Linked DNA regions of Homo sapiens: region 2 is linked to region 1. Evidence: read pairs that join two places in POLR2A ChIA-PET (ENCODE). Cell type or tissue: MCF 10A. All regions are shown on one strand. Region 1 has its middle 150 kb from the start of LINC00862. Region 2 holds the start of LOC124900414 (a long non-coding RNA gene).

Evidence for each region. Peaks named below come from ENCODE experiments on the same cell type or tissue, not always from the same donor. Only the 100,000 strongest peaks of a DNase experiment are listed, where the experiment ranks them.
Region 2: POLR2A ChIA-PET joins it to region 1 with 8 read pairs; 2 of 35 experiments call an interaction of 5 or more read pairs at or near these places.

Annotation. Positions count from the first base shown.
Region 1 is chr1:200,223,412-200,225,911 of GRCh38, reverse strand. No RefSeq gene overlaps it. Among named protein-coding and RNA genes, the nearest start is that of LINC00862, 150 kb to the left of the region's middle. RefSeq lists an enhancer at 1,088-1,606. In MCF 10A, no CTCF peak of the experiment used is centred here; a DNase peak (open chromatin) is centred at 1,391.
Region 2 is chr1:200,482,193-200,484,692 of GRCh38, reverse strand. LOC124900414 (a long non-coding RNA gene) reads left to right here and starts at 1,187. Exons shown (of 3, transcript XR_007066784.1): 1 at 1,187-1,591. In MCF 10A, no CTCF peak of the experiment used is centred here; a DNase peak (open chromatin) is centred at 1,042.

The DNA.
Region 1 (2,500 bases):
TGATCCTCCTGCCTCAGCCTCCCAAGTAGCTGGGACTACAGGCATGCGCCACCATGCCTGGCTAATTTTTGTATTTTTCGTAGAGAAGAGGTTTTGCCGTGGTGCCCAGGCTGGAAAATTAAATTTTAACAATTGAATTCAAGGGAGTGTGAGTATTAGAATATTAGGGCCTTCTTAAGAAGGCTTGCTTTGAGGTCAGATCTCTGGCCCCAATGTCTTGTTCTCCCATTTTGTGTGTGTGTGTGCATGCACACGCACACAGGAAGCATGTGATTGCTCTTCAAACCATTTTCAAGTGAGTGGAACTCTTGTTAGACAGTCAAGATTTGTCATGAGGATACGGACTAAAACATTTTCCTGTTTTTATTGATACTGATACTGTTGCAATTGGTGCAACTCCAGTAATCCAATTTCTTGGTCAACTTTCATTATGCTAAAAATAGTGAATGCTTAAGGCTGTTACATGGAAGATCTGAGATTTAGGTCTATCTCTAAATCCGTCTTACATATTGGAAATCTCTCAGAGAGGACATACAATGTTATATACAACACACACACACACTCTCTCTCTCACACACACACTGATATGCCAACAAGGAGGAGAAGTTAGAGATACAGGGGATTCAGACATCTTATACAAAAAATCAAACTTGCCCAAGAGTTTCTTGAAGGACATTTTGGCCTGGACAGTGTAGAATCCTTTGGAAAGGTGGGTAGAAAATGCTTAAGCTACCATTGGAAAAACAACTGCTCTATAAATGTGCAGCTGTAACATTAAATTGGAGATCCCTGGGATACTTATAGAATCATAAATTCAGTAGCAATATTACTTTTAGGAGATTTGGATAAAGTGGTTTAAAATGAACTTAGGAGCCAGGTACGTAGTAGACAGTGGGAGGAGGATGACCAAGGAAGCATCTCGTTGCTTACTTATCAGAGGCCTTGCATCCTCGTATTTCGTTTGAACACATATTTTATTGTGGAAACTTAAAAAAAAATTATATTTACTGAGAATAAGTTTTAAAAATACAAAACTTATCTTGATCTTTCTAGCTGTTGCTATGGTCTTGAGTAATACATCATTAAAGCTGTGGCACTCCAATGATGTATTAAAGTAATATATCATAACAATGCCATGGCTTTGATGATATATTAATGTAATACATCGTTAAGGTGCCATTGGCCTCATGATGTATTACTCAAAACACTACCAATTTGTTAGATCAACACACAGAGACCCGTGTGTTAGGAACAGAAGAATGGCAAATGATTTTGGTCCAAAACACAATTGAACTTCTTAGAGATGTCTCACCCACAAAAGCAGTTCTGTTAAGATTGGATGGGCTTCAAAGACTTGCTCAAGAATGGTGGGGTTGAATCACAGTGAAGGGCAACAAAGACGTCTGCTGTGACTGCATTAGCAACCTGTGCCTGGGGCCAAGTTTTCACGCGGGGGAAGAAGAACATGCCTATGTTTTACCTAGCAACAAACAATGTGGTTTACTTGCATGATTTCATTAAATCCCCACTGAAATACTATAAACAAACTCAATTTTAGAGATCAGGAAGCTGAGGTGCAGAGAAGTAAAGTGAGGTCTCATAGCTGATAACTAGTGGAGCCAGGACTTGAGTCTATGTCTGCCTAACTCTAGAGCTGGGTTGGGTGGGGTCATTCTAATTTTGTGCCCCCAATTTAGGAATTATTTTTTCTATCTTTAAAGAAAAACTTGGGAGTGAGCTGGCTTCCTGTCTTCTCCCATACCCTCCCTCATCCTCCATCCTTTTAGGTATACAATATGCAGAGAAGATACTTGGAAAAATAGATCTGGAAAAACATAGGCAATGCTAGACAGGTATTTGGCAGTTGTTTTTTGTATTTTCTCAGGGTCCTACCAAATGCCTAAACAGTGGTTGAGGGAGGAGTGGCCCCGCGTAGGGGGGACTCTGCTGGTGACCAAAAGCATAGCTTTGCCCCAAGCTCCCCTATTGTTCAATTGAAAGGCCTCCTCCCTAGCTTCCTTGCTTCCACTCTTGCTCCCACTACAAATCCATCCTCTACACAGTAGCCAGAGTGATTACTTAAAAATGTAAAATGTCATGTCATCATTTTTCCCTAGTTCTTTTCAGAAACTTCCCACTGCACTTAGAATAAAATCCAAACTCATTACCCTGGCCTCCAAAGCCTGGACTTTCTTGTGGGGCTTCACTGGTCTTCTTTCTGCTCCTTGAACAGGCTCGTTGCTTTTGCACAAATCAACGGACTTTTGCACTAATCTATGAAATTGACCAGCTTTGTGTGGTTGTTTCTTTCTTGTCACTCAGGTGCCACTGAAATGCCACTTTTTCAGAGAGGCTGTCCCAGATCACCTGTTCACTCTTGACCACATTCCCTGCTGTTCTCGTCTTCTCACTCCCTAATATTTGATAGTTTATCTATCTGTTTATTGTCTTTCTCCTACAACTACCAGTGGAAAGTTTGGACCCTGCCCCTCATGTTCCT
Region 2 (2,500 bases), 260 kb before region 1:
AGGTTAGGACTTTGAGACCAGCTTGGCCAATACGGTGAAACCCTGTCTCTATTAAAAATACAAAATTAGCCGGGCGTGTTGGCACGTGCCTGTAGTCCCAACTATTCTGGAGTCTGAGGCAGGAGAATCGCTTGAACCTGGGAGGCAGAGGTTGCAGTGAGCCGAGATCATGCCACTGCACTCCAGCCTGGATGACAGAGGGAGACTCCATCTCAAAAAAACAAAAACAAAAACAAAAACAAAATATCTACAAACAATCAGTGGAGTATACCTATTGGGTTGCTATATTTTTTATTTTATGTTTTCAATTGTTTTTGGGGAGCAGGTGATTTTTTTGTTGTGTGGGTATGTTCTTTAGCGATGATTTCTGATGTTTTAGTGCACCTGTTCCCCGAGCAGGCATACGTTGTACCCACTGCACCCAAACTCATAGCTCACTGCAACTCCCAACTCCCAAGCAATCCCTTGCCTCAGCCTTCCAAAGTGCTGGGATCGTAGGCGTAAGCCACCATGCCTGGCTCCATGTTTTACCTTTTGAAGAACTGCCAGACTGTTTTCCAAAGCAGTGAAGCACACATTTTTGCAGTAAAGCAAGAAATTTTATAAATGATATGCCCTTTCCACAAGTTCCACTTTTTATCCAGACCTTCTCCTAAGGGCTGATCTCTGCAGCCTGGAGCCTCCAGGTGGGCAGCCTGCCTACAGTGCTAAGGGCAGGTTGATGGAAGAGAGTGGGAGGGACAGCAGGGGGAGGAGAAGAGAAAGAGCAAGGCAGAGAGAAAGAAGAAATGGGTGACTAAGGCAGGAGTAATAAAACGTTGAGCTACTGGGGGCAGTCCACTCCTAAGCCCTAAATTTTAAAATATATTTGTAGTATAAGTTTTCTGAGCAATTCTTTCAAGCGCTTAAAAGGAGGGGTTGGGGGATTTGAGCTCCATGTAGAATGCTGAACACTGTCATCAGCTGTGGCTGGTTCACAGGATTACTCATGTCCTGCGGTGAAGGGCAGATAGGAAAATGACTCACTTCACATACAGCAGTGCCCCTCCACCCTGACGCACATAAGAATCACCTGGGAGCTTTTAAATACTACCGATGCCAGGACCTCATGCCAGAGATTCTGATGGACTTGGAATGGGGTGGAGCCTGAAGGCTGGCCTATTCTAAAGGCTCTTCAGGGATTTTTAATATGCAGCTAGGATTGAAAATCACTTACGTAGACATACAGTTTTTATGTTTTAACAAATACTTTTAAGGCAAACAAACTACTGGGATGATCTTTGGATGCACCACAGAACTTTTTCAGAAGCATTTGGGCGTCCCAATGATTTCTACTTCTAAAGAGTGCTAGTGAATGAGGGATTTTGATTGAGGGCTTACTTTGCTGCCTTAGTGTTCTCTCCTAACCAGAAGCCTTTCTGTTTTGGAATCATGGAGCACATCTTTTGTGGGCTGCGAAAAGCTCTAGGTGGAAGGGAAGAGCATCAGGTGGTGAAGCTGAACCAGGAGAGTCTAAAAACCACGTGGCCTCTCAGGCACCCTTGAGTCTAGAGGGAGTTCCCTGATCTTACATTTGAGAGTGATTCTAGGGGTAAGTACTTTTTTTTTTATAACTTTTTTTATTGCAAAGATAGTTTTTGATTATTATAGAGCAGAACTGGTTGATGGGCTTGAAATTTTATATTTTTCTCTAATTAAAATATCTACAAACAGAGGCTGGGCGCGGTGGCTCATGGCTGTAATCCCAGCACTTTGGAGGCTGAGGTGGGCGGATCGCTTGAGCCTAGGAGTTTGAGACCAACCTGGGCAACATAGCGAGACCACGTCTCTTAAAAAAATTTTTTTTAGCTGGGTGTGGTGGCAGGTGCCTGTAATCCTAGCTGCTCGGGAAGCTGAGGCTGGATAATTGCTTGAACCCAGGAGGCGGAGGCTGCCGTTAGCTGAGATCGCGCCATTGCACTTCAGCCTGGGCAACAAGATCGAAACTCCAACTCAAAAAAAAAAAAAAAAAAAAAAAAAAAAAAAAAAAAAAAGGCCGTGCGCGGTGGCTCGTGCCTGTAATCCCAGCACTTTTGGGAGGCCGAGGTGGGCGGATCACCTGAGGTCGGGAGTTCGACACCAGCCTGACCAACATGGAGAAACCCCATCTCTACTAATACAAAATTAGCCAGACGTAGTGGCACATGCCTGTAATCCCAGCTACTCGGGAGGCTGAGGCAGGAGAATCGCTTGAACCTGGGAGGCGAAGGTTGTGGTGAGCTGAGATCGTGCCCCTGCATTCCAATCTGGGCGACAAGAGTGAAACTCCATCTCAAAAAAAAAAAAAAAAAAGAAAGAAAGAAAGAAAATATCTACAATCAGTGGAGCATTCCTATTCGGTTGCTTAATTTTTTTTTTTAATTTTCAATAGTTTTTGGGGAACAGGTGATTTTTTTGTTCCATGGATCAGTTCTTTAGTGGTGATTTCTGAGATTTTGCTGCACCTGTCACCTGAGCAGTA